Linked DNA regions of Homo sapiens: regions 2 and 3 are each linked to region 1. A link is a loop called in an ENCODE intact Hi-C map of the cell type or tissue named here. Cell type or tissue: heart left ventricle. All regions are shown on one strand.

What was found. Hi-C counts contacts between places; a loop is a spot of excess contacts. Peaks named below come from ENCODE experiments on the same cell type or tissue, not always from the same donor. Only the 100,000 strongest peaks of a DNase experiment are listed, where the experiment ranks them.
Region 2: a loop joins it to region 1, with 14 times the contacts of the local background. A loop is called at or near these places in 102 of 110 quality-filtered maps.
Region 3: a loop joins it to region 1, with 2.7 times the contacts of the local background. A loop is called at or near these places in 31 of 110 quality-filtered maps.

What each region holds. Positions count from the first base shown.
Region 1 is chr5:134,037,129-134,042,128 of GRCh38, forward strand. It overlaps a transcript of VDAC1 not described here. Among named protein-coding and RNA genes, the nearest start is that of VDAC1, 35 kb to the left of the region's middle. In heart left ventricle, no CTCF peak of the experiment used is centred here; a DNase peak (open chromatin) is centred at 2,593.
Region 2 is chr5:134,137,677-134,142,676 of GRCh38, forward strand. TCF7 (transcription factor 7) reads left to right here. Exons shown (of 10, transcript NM_003202.5): 4 at 383-488; 5 at 1,275-1,362; 6 at 4,509-4,628. Among named protein-coding and RNA genes, the nearest start is that of TCF7, 25 kb to the left of the region's middle. RefSeq lists enhancers at 565-634, 645-814, 985-1,094, 1,686-2,663. In heart left ventricle, a CTCF peak has its summit at 2,995 (motif pointing left); no DNase peak of the experiment used is centred here.
Region 3 is chr5:134,286,828-134,291,827 of GRCh38, forward strand. It overlaps a transcript of CDKL3 not described here. Among named protein-coding and RNA genes, the nearest start is that of PPP2CA-DT, 63 kb to the left of the region's middle. In heart left ventricle, a CTCF peak has its summit at 2,902 (motif pointing left); no DNase peak of the experiment used is centred here.

The DNA of each region.
Region 1 (5,000 bases):
AGAGACCAGGGTGGACACTGCAGGACAAGAAGTGAAAGTCAGATGGAAGAAACGAGGCCCAATAAAGCAACAATCCTAATAGATTTGTTTTTCAGAAACCTGGATGCCCACCAGATGGAAAATGCCCATTGCTGTCATGTGGACCTCAGATAAGAGGGAACTGAGGACTGAACTCTGATCACTGCCCTGTGTTCTAAATTTCTTCCCGAGGTGCTTGGAGAAAGTGACACCTGCAGGCCATCAATTTGCTAAACTGGTCACTCTGACCTAGTGCATTAGGGCTTGCTCTGGTGACCTGACTGGCATAGCACCCCTGATGATTAATGGGTTTCCTGATCTTAACTAGCCTATATTAAGGCCAAATCTTAACATTCTTTTCTGCTGACCCCAAGTTTTTTAGACAAAGTCTTCCTTCCTCAACCAACTGCAAATCAAAGAATCTCTGAATCTACCTATGACCTGTAAGCCCCTGCTTCAAGATATCCCACCTTTTTGGGCTAAACCAATGTATAGCTTCCATATGTTTGTTTACACATTGGCCTGTGACTTCTCCTTTCCTGAAATGTACCCCTGCCTTTAAAAACCCTTGCTTGTAAGCCATCAGGGAGGTTGGGTCTTAAGCGTGAGCTCCCCATCCTCCTTGCCTGATGATGTCCTGCAATAAATGCCTCTTTCTCTCACTGCAAAAAAAGCCCCCAAAAACAACAAAAAACCTGTAGATTAGTGAATCGTATTGTATCAATGTTAACTCCTTTTATAGATCATTGTACTACAGTTATATATGATATTGACATTAAGGCAATCAGAGTGAAAATATACCATAACTCTGTAATATCATTGCAACTAAAATTATTCCAAAATACAAGAATTTGTAAAAGAATGCTTATTAAATAATGTCAATGTGCCAAAGACTGGGGAAATTATGGTAAATGCTAGATATGGCCTCTACCCTCAAGGAGTTACAACACATGTGGGTTCCCAAGCAATAAACAAGGAAACAAGCACATAAACAATACAATTCAAGCAGTGAAAAGTACAATGGAGAATACAAAATGGGGAGAAGAATTAGGCAGGGGTCCTAATTTAATGAGGGTGATTAGGAAAGGCCTCTGACATTACAGCTAAGGCCTGAAAGAACTCAGAAAGCAAACCACATAAATATCTGGGGAAAGAGTGCCCCAGGCAAAGCAAACAGCAGGTTCAGAGGCCCCTGGGATGAGAACAAGGTGGCATGTTTGAGAGGCAGCAAAAAGCCCAGTGTGGCTGGAGGGAAGCCAGTAAGCATGGAGGGTAAGAGCGGGGATTGAAAGGAAGGCAGAGGCAGAGCATACAGGGTTTTGCCGGCTCTGGCCAGGAGTTGGGACTTTATTTCCTATCCACGACCCCCTCCCTCAATCCCACCCCCCACAAATATCATTCAGTGTAATATGTATGGGACAGCATGGGGCAGGTACTTGTGAGTTCAAAACAGCTACAGCATTGTTTTGTGAACATGAAAATATTTTGAAAAGATAACTCAATTCTGCCAAGTCTTTTGTCTTTGCCTGGCTCAAATACATTCCTCACCAAGTGAATCCTTTTACCCTTTGCTAATTACCCCGTGACAATTAAAGTAGTTCTGCTTTGCAGCAATAGGATAGTAAATTCCAAAGTTATTTTGGACACCAAAACCAGGAGAGAAAGTCAGTTAACAGCCTTCCAGGTAAGCCAAGGTGTGTTTATATGTTGACTTTTAAATGTTATCATTGAGATAGACACAAAATGAACCCATTTTGTGTCTATCATTGAGATAGACACAAAATGGGCCCATAGAGGGCCCATGGAAATGCCCACAGATGCTAATGTAAAGGCCCAGTAATAGACACTTTATTTGCAATAGGCGCCTTATTTACAACATTCTGTATTGTGGCATTCATTACTCGCTGACCTCCATGCTTTCCAGAGCACCAAGTAGGTCCATGCAAGCAAAGTGAAACCAATTCTCCAGAAAGCCCTTGTAATTTCTCCTCCCCACCTCAATCGTCCTCCCTTGCCTGTGGGCCAAGACCAAGGAACCAACCTATTGCTGTTACAGTGATTCGCAACCCTGGCTTCACATTGATGTCATCTGGAGAGCCCTAATAAATACTGATGCTAGGCCCCAACGAAACAGATGATTGTTTCACTGGTCTGGAATGGCCCCCGACATGCGTGGTTTTTTATTTTTTTTATTTTTTTTGAGACGGAGTCTCCCTCTGTCGCCCAGGCTGGAGTGCAGTGGCGCAATCTCGGCTCACTGTAAGCTCTGCCTCCTGGGTTCTGGCCATTCTCCCGCCTCAGCCTTCTGAGTAGCTGGGACTACAGGCTCCTGCCACCACGCCCGGCTAATTTTTTGTATTTTTAGTAGAGACGGGGGTTTCACCGTGTTAGCCAGGATGGTCTCGATCTGCTGACCTCGTGATCCGCCCGCCTTGGCCTCCCAAAGTGCTGGGATTACAGGCGTGAGCCACCGCGCCCGGCAGACGTGCGTAATTTTAAAGCTCCCTCTGGTGGTTCTACTGAGAACCCTCTGTGCCAGAATGAGACCTGGCTGCTATTAGAGAATTAGCCACGAGGTGGCGCCAGAAGCTGACCAAAGAAGCGAGATGGGCCATCTCCCGGCTCCCAAACCCTGCAGTCTCCAGGAGGAGGCACAGTTCCCTGTTCTCAAATTAGGGGAGCAAACACTAGGCTCTGGCCACTCAGGTTTCTTTCACCTTAGGAGGGTGGCATGTCTGCCCACAGCCAAGTTTCCAGACTGCTCCTGCAGTCTGGAACGCAGACACAGCACATTCCCAAGCACCTATGAGCTGTCAACTAAGAAAAACCACAGGGTGACAGCACCCCCTTAGGCGCAGGAGCTCCTGGAACCCCAAAATTGGGCCCTTCCAGGGACAAGGACGGAGGCTTCAGTTCCATGGGTCCACACAAAAGGCATCTCCTCTTTTGGCACCCGAGAGAGAGACCCCTGAGGTTAGCACTCCCATTCTAAAAGGAGCAATTGGCTGGCACGGTGGCTCACACCTCTAACCCCAACACTTTGGGAGGCCAAGACGGGTGGATCACTTGAGGTCGAGAGCTGGAGACCAGCCTGGCCAACATGGCGAAACCCGGTCTCCACTAAAAATATAAAAATTAGCTGGGCATAGGCCAGGAGCAGTGGCTCATGCCTGTAATCCCAGCACTTTGGGAAGCCGAGGTGGGCGGATCACGAGGTCAGGAGTTCGAAACCAGCCTGGCCAACATAGTGAAATCCCATCTCTACTAAAAATACAAAAATTAACTGGGTGTGGTGGCACGTGCCTGTAGTCCCAGCTACTCGGGAGGCTGAGGTGGGAGAATCGCTTGAACCCGGGAGGCAGAGGTTGCAGTGAGCCGAGACCACGCCATTGCACTCCAGCCTGGGTGACAGAGTGAGACTCCGTCTCAAAAAAAAAAAAAATTAGCTGGGCATGGTGCCACGTGCCTGTGGAGGCAGGCTGAGGCAGGAGAATCGCTTGAATCAAGGAGGTGGAGGTTGCGGTGAGCCAATATCGTACTGCTGCACTCCAGCCTGGGCGACAGAGCGAGATTCTGTCTCAAATATAAAATTAAAAAATAAAAAGAGCAGTTGATTCTGTGTCTCTCCAAAACATCCTTTGAAGAACAACCCAGGCTATCCAATAGTGTCTCCTCCCCAGTTGGGAAAGGGGTCACTCTAGGAAGTCAGTTCTCCCTGAATTACTTTAACTTCCCAGGAATTACACATGGAGGGCTGCAAACCTTTTTAAATGTGGTTCAAAATTTTGTGTGTGTGTTTTTCCCCCAAGAAGAGAATCTGTAGCTTTCACTAAAAGGATTAATAATGCAAAAGATGAAGAACTGTCGGAACAGATGGACTTTAATGAAGAAATTTAAAATATTGTCCTTGGGATCCAGTTCAGTTGTTCTGGAATAAATGCACTCACTTTGCTCAAACCCCTGCTACTGATCCTACTCAAGGGAAAACATTACCAGCTCCTTCTCTTGATGCTTCAAAGACTTGGCTGACCCGCAGGCTCCTTCCGAACATCTTTGGTCACCTGCAGGCTCTGGGAATGACAGAGCTCACCTTGCTCAGGGGACTTCTTTCTTTGGGGGATGTCAGAAAAGAGGTTGCTGCTGAAAATTCCTTGACCTAATCTTTACTGCTTCAGGTACCTACACCCACTCTGGGAGGGGCCACAGGCCCAGGAGGGGCACATCCATGGATCATGTAAACCAAGCAGTGTAGGGGCCTCTGCTGACCAGTGGGAAGGCGAAGGAATGGGTCTGGGGCTAGAGAAGGCCAGCCCTGATGGCCAACGTCCTAGCAGAATATAAGGTGCTTATCCAATGGTCCCAGGACCAGCTGCTCAGGGAGCCCTGGACATCAGCGCTGTGAGTGGCATGGGACTCTGTAATGCCCCCTCCCCACTCCAGTGGGGATGGGAAAGATGGTGGGACCGAGCTGGTGGGCCTCATTTCACCAGACTCAAACTCAGAGAAACGCAGGCCTTGCCTAACATCACACAGCAAGGGGCCTTGGAGCCATGCCTGGGACTTGGGCCTCCTGCCTTCCACACAGGGCGCTTTGCATGGCCCCATGAGGAGCCCCCAGCTCCAGGCATCCCTGTTGGTGAGTGGCTCCCTGGGAGCAGGGCCCACCCAGGGTGGGCTGGCCAGTCAGTCCTCCAGAGTAAGGCGCCATCCTGGCCACCACCCCACACTCCCTGGCTGGCCTGGCCACCCTCGAAGCTCCTGAGGTGACCCATTTCCCTCACTCTCCTCTGCAGCTTCAAAACAAATCAAAATGCAGACCAACATCCTTTGTTTGTTTTGGGGGATCAGAGAAAGGGGAAAGCAGCTCTGTGGGTTTGCACTTGAAAACAAAACTGCTCTGAGCTGCCCGAGCAGAAACCAAACCAAAGGTGAACTTGGAGGCCAGAACCCCTTGTGGCAATGCTCTCAGAATGAGTCAAGGG
Region 2 (5,000 bases), 100 kb after region 1:
TCCAGGGTGTGCTGGGGTAGGCCTGGGTCCTCAGGCCATGCCCTGCTTTAGGGGGCTGGAGGCTATAAGCAACCTCCCAGACAAGCCAAACCTGAGATGAGGAGGCCAATAAGGGTTTTCTGGACAGGGGAGACGCACCTCCAGGAATTGAGTGCCCAGAAAGACCAAGAGGCTTTCTAGGGGGTGGGACTGCTTGGGCAAAGTCTTGGGGGCTAGTGGGCGGGGTACTGGACACTGTGACTTGAGTGGTACCCCCTTCGCTGAGGCCTGTGGTTTTGGCCACCACTTTTCTTTGACAGCTGGGCTTCCTGTATACCCTCATCCCAGTGTCTTCCTCCCTCAGGACTCGCCACACTCACCCACCCTCCTTCTCATTTTTCAGCACAAGGCCAATCAGCCCCCCCACGGTGTCCCCCAACTCTCTCTCTACGAACATTTCAACAGCCCACATCCCACCCCTGCACCTGCGGACATCAGCCAGAAGCAAGGTACAAGCCTGGGATGGGGAGGGGCCCAGTGAAACCAGAGCCTAAGGGCCAAGACCCCAGCTTCTGAGACCAGGTAGCTGGGTCCATTTTATAACTGGAGAACCTGGGGCTGTGCAAACTAAGGGCCCAAAGAAAATACCAGAAAGATGGACTGGGGGTATAAGGGCATCAGAAAACTGGAAAAGGTGGTGCTAGGTCAAAATGTGAAGGCTTCAGGTTGAAGCCTAAATCCCATGGGTGACCCCGCTGCCAGTATGGCAGCATTGCTGAGAACTGTAAAACTGTAGCCTTTCCTCCTCTCAGTGAGAAAATGGAAAGTGGTGGTTGTGATGGCTGATTCACCTCAGCCTCAGGCAAAGTCATTCTGAAATCCCTCATTGTCAGCTGTGGGAAACCTGCTGACTCAACCCTGGGGGGCAGGTGGAGCCTTGGCTCCCCAGGCTGGGCTCCCCTAGACCAGGGGCCTGCCTCCTGCCCAGAAAGCTAGGCTGGAGTCCCCCGAGCAGAGATGCCCCAATGCCTCCATGCCTGAGTGACTTCAGCTCTGCCTACTGGCCCCCTAATGTCTTAGGCAAGTCACCCCAGCCCTCTGCCCTGGGTTCCCTTGTCTGTCAAAGGGGCACTATTATCACACTGGGATCCTCCTGAATAAACTAGTTTATGTCTGGTCCTCTAGCAAAGCTGGTGGGATCTTAAGGCCCCTGTAGGAGGTTCTAGGATGCAGTAACTGCTGATATGGCCTGCCAGGTCAGGCTAGCCCACTCACTCAGCTTCTCTCCTCTGCAGTTCACAGGCCTCTGCAGACCCCTGACCTCTCTGGCTTCTACTCCCTGACCTCAGGCAGCATGGGGCAGCTCCCCCACACTGTGAGCTGGTGAGTGTGGGCCCAATGGGAAAGGGGTACCGTGTGCTGGTCAGACCAAGACCTGCCTGCCCTTCCATTTCCTCCTCCATCCCTCTTGGCTGGCCACCCTGCTGCCAGCTCTGTTTAGATGCCAGGGGCTGGCCAGCAACTCTGTCCTAACCTGGCTCTGAGCTAGGGGTCCTCATGTACCCCGGCCTGCATTCCCCAGGGAGCCTGACATACTCCCTTTGGAGAGGCAGGAGAGCTGGTCCCTGGTCCCAGCCCTGTCTCCCTCAGTGTCCAAGAGATCCCCTTAGATGGGAGAACTCTGGGCTGCTAAGGGACCTCCAGGGCCATATGAGTAACTGAGGAAGAAAGGTGGGCCCGAGCAGGGAGGGGACAGCATGAGTGGCTACCAGAGAGGCTGCTGCTTCTCAGCTCACTGGCCTCAGTGCCTACTGCTTTTGGTCCTTTCCTTGGCTGAGCTGCTTGAGGGGCAGTGTCCCTCCCTGCCCCTGTGGTGCCTGCTTAAGCCCAAGCCTCTGACCAGCCTGCTTGGAGATTCTTAAGGCTGGACCAGGAAAAGGAAGCCTGGCCCCCTAAGCCAGTAGGCCTGACTATGGGCCAAAGGGCCTGTCCTCAGCTGGAGTTGGGCCTTGGCAGGCTACTTGGCCCTTTACTCATCAACGATAGTTTGAGCTGCGCAGGTCTCTAGCCTATTTCAGAGAGCTGGGCTGTGGCAGTCACCCAACAGCAGGAAAACTTGGCTCCCCAAGGAGATCGGGCAGGCCAGAGGCCCAACCTGTGGCCCACTTGCCCTTTACCCATGGTCAGCACCCTCCTCCGTTCCAGCTTCTCCTTGGACAATCCATTCTGAATACAAATTAAGACTACTCCCATGAATACCCCTAGGATCAAAGCGTGGCAAGATGCTCAAGAGCCCAGCCTTACTGGACTAGACCAGGGTTCCGTGGATGCAAATCTGTAGGCCAGCCTTTCAAAAGCATCCCCTAGGCCAGCAGTGCTGAAGACCAAGAGAGTTGAGCCTACAGCAGATTTTACCCACCAAGGCTGTAAGGAGGGGACTTCAGGCAGCCCTGTGCTCTCGGCTTCCACCCGGTGGCACTTGGCTGTGAGGAAAGAAGTAGGGGTATTTAAGCCATCTCTCCACTGAGCCCTATTGTGTGCCGGGCAGGGTTCTGGGCACCAGGGAAGTCGGCACTGCTGAAGCCAACTGATCGTTAGGTCCCTGCCCTCTCAGAACTCAGTCTACCTCGTGGGCAACCCAGGCAAAAAACCAGACAGTTACAGGGCACTGTTGGTAGTGCTCTAGTTAGGGACTGTAGGAGCCCAGAGAGGTACCTCATCCAGCTTGGAATCTCAGGGATTTGAGGAGGAAGGGTCACTTAGCTAAGGAAGACCTGAAGGATGACCAGGAATTGAAGCAGGCAAAGTGGTGCAAAACAATCCAGTGTTAACAGTGGCTGCAATGGCCCCAGGACAGATATCAGCCCTATACCGTCAAAGAAACAGAAGCAGGCTGGAGGGGCCCAGGGGCCTGCTAAGCTGGGTCCCAGGAGAAGGATACCATTTCCATCCCTCAAGCACCCATACAAGTTTATAGAGGGAAACCGCACAAGCTGCCCTCTGGTGGCAGATGCTTGAAATTCCAGCAGAGGCCCATCTGTCTCACAGGATGGGTCAAGGCCTGCCTAGCAAGGTAGGGAAGTCTTTCCTCGTGTCTGGCCAGCAGCCAGACTGCTAACAGCTATCTCTCCCAACCACAGGCCCAGCCCTCCTCTCTACCCCCTGTCCCCTTCCTGCGGATATAGACAGCACTTCCCTGCCCCCACTGCAGCCCCTGGCGCCCCCTACCCCAGGTGAGTCCCCTACACTGCAGCTAGGCTCCTGCTTCCTGTTGCCCAGGCTTCAGAGCCCACACAAGGCCATGCCCAGGCCAGTGCTTGCCCTGTGTTAGTCGTTTGTCCATCTGTCCGTCTGTCATTTTGCAGCCCCCTGCTGTCCTGTGCCTGAGAATGAAGCTAGTGCAAGTGCCAAGAGGCCTCAGCCTGGGCCACACCGTGCAGCAGAGCACCACAGAGGCCAGGACAGTACAGGCATATGTGGCTCAGCCCGTGTGCAGATGTGTGTGCACTCACCTCTGTTCTTCATCCCTACTTAGAAGGACTCTCCTGGGCATCCCCTGAGCTTTGCCCAAGCTGAGACAGCACCTTTTACCTAAGTCCCCAACCTCTGACCCTTAGGGGCTGCTGGCTCAGGGATAATACCTGTGCAAGCAGTAAGGGGCAGAATGGTCTCCACAGAATAGCAAGAAAGTGAAGTGGGAGGTGTGTGTACATGGATCCCTTCACTTAGGTCACTCCTTCAGTGACAGACTCAGTGCAAATATGCAATGGCAGGGGATTCCACAGACATTTGCTGCCCACTGGAGCTCACAGCCCAGTATAGCAAGTGTAGACATGGCACCGGCAGCTTAATGGGCCAGCTGAGTGATGGGGAAGCCCCAAGGAGACCTCACCAGGCCTGATGGGTCAGGGAGAGCTTCGCGGAAAGAGTAATAGATCTTTTGCGAGAAGAAAACAAGGGAACAGCCATAACTGGGGCTGCCGGGGAACGGAGAGGGACAGGAAGCAGAGGAGAAGAGAAGGGGCTAGCAACAGCAGCAGGATGCTCATGCAGGGCTGTGCAGGCCCTTGGGAGCAGCCTGGGTTCTATTCTTTGGACGCTGGGGGAATTTCAGCCGAAGCAGGCCAGGAACATTCAGGTGTCTCTAATGGTTACTCTGGCTATTGTGTGGAGAGAGGCCTGGAAGGGTCAAGCAGGAGAGGGATGAGGCCTCACAGGGCAGCCACAGGCTCCTGAGGCTGGGTTGGTAGGGGAAGGACGTGAGAAGGGGACAGATTCAAAAGCTACTTGGGACCTATGTAGTAACCATCTGAATGGCAATCTATGTAGATTTTTGCAGTGTGTCTGTGTAGTGTGCTGGGAGCAGGTATTTGTATTTATCTCTGTGTACTTATGTCTAGGCCAGTAGGATAGAGTATCTATCTGTTCACCTGTGTCCTCAAGTTATGTATTATGCAGGGGCCTCTGTGTGTGTCCAAAGGTCTGGCCCATAATTCTTGGCTCAGTGTTAACTTTCTTCCTGCCTCCAGGTTCACCCACCCATCCTTGATGCTAGGTTCTGGTGTACCTGGTCACCCAGCAGCCATCCCCCACCCGGCCATTGTGCCCCCCTCAGGGAAGCAGGAGCTGCAGCCCTTCGACCGCAACCTGTGAGTGAAAAGACAATGATGGCAGGGGGTGTGTCAGTCAGGATACACATGCCTCCCCACCAGGCCTGAGGACTGCCACGAGGTCCCTGCCTAAGCTGTTTCGTGCCTCTGGCTATGTTTTTGATCCTCAGAAGTAGGAGGGGGTGGGTGGGATGGGGAACAAGGATTTTTCTGAGCCAACAGAGGAGGGGCTCAGAAGTCCTTAACACATGCTTTTCCCACTTGTCTGTAGTGTTCCTATAAGGAACAGTTACTTAGCTGTCTGCTCACCCATTTGGGGGCAGCTAGGAAAGATTCCACTTAGAAAACTCTGGTATCATACACTTAGGCACACTCTAGGCCCACGCTAGAGGAGGAGGCTGCAATTAGGTG
Region 3 (5,000 bases), 250 kb after region 1:
GTGGGAATTCAAGATGAGATTTGTGTGGGGACACAGCCAAACCCTATCAGTAAGGCTGAAGAAACAGCAAAATGATAAAGTGGAAACATTTAGCAAACATATAGAGACTGTAGCTTCAGGTAAATGTCTGTGGAAGAACTACAAATTTTGGAGAAATACCCTCAGAGGTGGTAGCCAAGCTATAAGAGTAACATACTTCTCTCAAGGAACAGGGAAGAGTGGAGGCCTTAAGAACTGCCAGGGAAACAGGTAGGAAGAAAAATTATCAGTAGAACAGAAAAGCACTTAGAATTAAGAAGAAAATGATGACATGTGACAAAAAAGAAGGCGCGCTTTGAGGAGGAAAAGATGATTCATAGTGTGAAATGTGACACAAAGATCAGGAAAAATAAGGATTTTTTAAAAGTCACTGAATTTGACAATTAGGTGATAACTGGTGCCCATCAAAAGCAAGTTTTTATTACTCTGGTGAAAACAGAACCCTGACTCAATTATTTAATGGATCGAATTTTAATTTTATTCTTCAAGGGGTGTTAAACACAAGAGAGTGTTCCCTATCCTTGTGACTCTATTCTGTGTTCCTTCTTCCAAAGGAAAGGTAATGAGTGCCACACAGCAGCAACCCACTGAGCAACCAGTTGTATCCCCTTTCACTTATGACAACTTCACGTGGTCAAAGGACTTAGAGCCAAGACTCCCAATCATCACATGGATGCTACCCAACAGATTTCAAGACCTAGCCAATTGATTGCCAATTCAGCTGCCCCTGCCACTGCCATTGCCATAACCTACTTGTTTGCATGAGTTTTGGTGGCTATGGAGAACCAAATAGGAGCAATCCTATCAGCAGAGGCATATTTATTGAAAGCCAATGTAGTCCCTCACTTGCACAGGCTGCACCCAAAGCCATGGAAACAGCCCTTCTAATTTTGCCTTTGAAATTTTGTGTTTCCTCCTCAAAAAGAGCCCTCATTTAAAAGTATCAGCTTCCATAAAACCTGGATCTGCCTAAATTAACCAGTAACTCATCTTCTCGACACCTTACCACAGCTATGTTTGTAACTTTACTTTTTTTTTTTTTTTTGAAATGGCGTTTCACCCTTGTTGCCCAGGCTAGAGTGCAATGGTGCAATCTCAGCTCACCACAACCTCTGCCTCCCAGGTTCAAGTGATTCTCCTGCCTCAGCCTCCCGAGTAGCTGGGATTACAGACATGTGCCACCACACCCAGCTAATTTTGTATTTTTAGTACAGATGGGGTTTCTCCATGTTGGTCAGGGTGGTCTCGAACTCCTGACCTCAGGTGATCTGCCCGCCTTGGCCTCCCAAAGTGCTGGGATTATAGGCATGAGCCACCAAGCCTGGCCTGTAACTTTACTTTTAAAACTCCACTAACACTCAAAAACTCTGAGAAAATCCAATGTAACCCCAAATGATAAAAGTTGGAAAGTGTTGAGCTAAACTTGCTTTTCTCAGGGTGGAAAAGAATTACAGTACTAGTATCTCTTTTTTGACATGGTACAACTCTAACTGGGTCTCCAGAGATTAATTTTCTTCCAAACCACAATAGCGGACACATTATACAGCTCTCTTTTAAAACTGTAAATGCCATGTTTTTTCTTGTATTTAATGAAACACTTTATGCCTGCAGAACAGATAACTCATGCCAACTTTATGTCTAAATAAATGGTGACCAGTGCACAGATACCCTAGGAGTTTCACAGGCAGTATGCAACAAGAGTAGAGGACACTTTCAGACCTAATTTATTCCCAAAGGGAATTAAGTCAGGATAAACTCAGATAACTCGCATAACAAAACTTAAAGACCATAATTCTTCATCCTTGAAGAAGACACAGAGACCCAGTGAACTACTAAATTTCATCACTACAAACCCACTGTGTCCTGTGTGTGTTAAACCTTGAGTCCTCACAATATCTCTAGGATAAGCTATTTTGTCCCCATTATCCAGCTGGGAAAACTGAGGCAGCAAAGCACCAAACAGGTTTCCAATGAAGAGGTGATAAAAGCATCTGCCTTCTAACTCAGGTAATCTGATACTAATCTGGACTCTCATAATATGTGACTTTAAATAAAAATGGAATGTTTGTTCAATAAACTTTTTTTTTTTTTAAAGAACCAGCCTGGCCAATATAGTGAGGCCCTGTCTGTATGAAAAATTTAAAAATGAGCCCAGCATGGTGGTGAACACCTGTACTCCCAACTATTCAGGAGGCTGAGGCAAGAGGATTGCTTGAGCCCAGGAATTTGAGGCTGCAGTAAGTTATGATCATGTTACTGTAGTTCAGCCTAGACAGCAGAGCAAGACCCTGTCTCATAAAAAAAAAAAAAAAAAAAAAGGAAAGAAAAAGAAAAGAAAAAATCCCCAGGAGTTTGCAGGTACACTTTCAATAAATATTCTGATACCATCACATTTTCTGTTTGAAGAATAGAGAGAAATTAAAGAAACCAATTTTCCAAACTCAACAACAATCCAAGGAATCCAACAATATTGATGGCAGAATTATTATATAATAAATCCTGTTGTTAAAGTAATTTCATGAGGCATCAGATGCTTTTAACATTATAATAATACTGTTCAATGTAATAATGAGTAGCCACAAAGAAATTACTCAGAGATGCCCAAGAGTAAATGTTGCCTGAAATGTGTATAATCTAGGTCTTGGTTTGAAATGTCCTGAGACTTTGGAGGAAACCAAATTCCTAGCTTGCACTTTTGTTGCATTTCTCATCTAGGGGATTTAGACCAAAAAGCACAGCTGTATTAGCACCCCATCTTCATACATTAGTTCGTCCAACAGGAGACCAAATGGCTTGTCCTCTGTTAGGGTCAGAGGGTGACTCCAGCTCTTGAAAATGCTGGACTGTGGGCTCCCTCTGGAGGAGACTATGATAATCTGACTTCGAAGAGAATTTCAGGATCATCCTCACTCTCTTGAGCAAGAGGGGCATACAGACCATGTAACAGCTACTGGAAACAATCAATACAAAGTACTGTTATCCAGAAAATGAAATTAATACTAACATGATACACAGTGCATATTCTACCCCACCGGTAAAATTATATTTCATTCTTCTGTTTTTTTTCCTCAAGTGACTTACTATGTGGAGTGCTTAATAAATCCATTCATTCGTCACAGAGCAAATGTTAATGTGTGCCAATATATGTTATGCATTGTTCTAAGCATGGAGAATACAGCAGTGAACAAGACGTTAAAACTTTGCCTTGGCCAGGCGCAGTGGCTCACACCCGTAATCCCAGCACTTTGGGAGGCTGAGGCAGGCAAATCACAAGGTCAAGAAATCAAGACCCTCCTGGCCAACATGGTGAAACCCCATCTCTACTAAAAATACAAAAATTAGCTGGGCATGGTGGCACATGCCTGTAATCCCAGGTACTCGGGAGACTGAGGCAGGAGAATCTCTTGAACCAGGGAGTCGGGAAGTTGCAGTGAGCCGAGATTGCGCCACTGTACTACAGACTGGTGACAGAGTGAGACTCTGTCTCAAAAAAAAAAAAAAAAAAAAAAAAAGGGTTTGTCTTGAACTGGAAGGAGGTGAAGAAAGAAATCGTGTAGATGCATGAGGAAAGAGATTTTCTAGGCAAAGGAAACAGCAAGAGCAAAGTTTCTAAGGCAGAAGCATAACCATTGTGCTGCAGGAATTGCAAAGGGGCCAGTGGGCCTGGAACAGAATGAGCAATAGGGAGGAAAATAATCAATGGTGTCAAAGAAGGGGAGAGGCATACTGTGTAGGGCTGTGTAAGTTATTGTGATGTCTGTGGCTTTTACTCTGAGTGAAGTGGGAAGCCATGAGGGTTTTGGGCAGAGCAATGACATCATCTGATTTAAGTTTTTTTTTTTAATTTTTTTGTAGAGATGGGGTCTTGCTATATTGCCCAGGCTGATCTCAAACTCCTGGCCTCAAGGGATCCTCTTACCTCAGCCTCCCAAAGTGTTGGGATTATAAGTGTGAGCCACCACACACAATCTGACTTAAGTTTTATTAAGAACACCCAGGCAGTGCATTGAAACTGAAGAAACTGAAGAACAAGAAACTGAAGGTTGAACAGAGGTGAAGGCAGGAGATCAGTTAGGAGACTTCTACAAAATCCAGACAAGAGATGTTGTGAATAGCAGTGAAGGGGTATAAGGTGGTCAAATCCTGGAAATATTTTGAAAATAGAGCTGAAAGGATGATGTAGGGTATAAGAAAAAGAGAGGAGTTGAGGATTACTCCAAGATTTTTCTCTTGAGCAATTAGAAGAATGGAGTTACCCTTAACTAACATGCAGAAAACACTCAAGGAAGCATATGGAGTGAGGAAGAGATCAGGACTTTAATTTTGGATATGTTAAGTTTGAGATACCTATTATATATTTTAATATAGCTGTTGAATGGGTAATTGGAAATCTGAGTTTGGAGTTTGTGGGTGAAGTCCAGGCTGGAAGGAGAGATTTCAGAATCATCAGCATATAAATGGTATTCAAGGTTATGTGTCTGGATAAAATTACCTGGGGAGTATAGACAAAAAAGAGAAGAGGTCTAAGAAGTGAACCCAAATGTGTGAACTACGAAACATCATATCTCTTGCTTTCCCATTGTTTACAGATTCATCAAACTATTATTAAGAGAAACTAACCAGGCTGGGGACAGTGGCTTACGCCTGTAATCCCAGCACTCTGGGAGGCTGAGGCAGGCAGATAGATCACCTGAGGTCAGGAGTTCGAGACGAGCCTGGCCAATATGGTGAAACCTCGTCTCTACTAAAAATACAAAAGTAGCTGGGCATGGTGGCGTACACCTGTAATCTCAGCTACTTGGGAGGCTGAGACAGGAGAATCGCTTGAACCTGGGAGGCAGAGGTTGCAGTGAGCCAAGATCATGCCATTGCACTCCAGCCTGGGTGACAGAGCAAGACTCCATCTCAAAAAAAAAAAAAAGGAACTCTTTAACTGAGCTTCTAGTGATAGCCATGTTGGA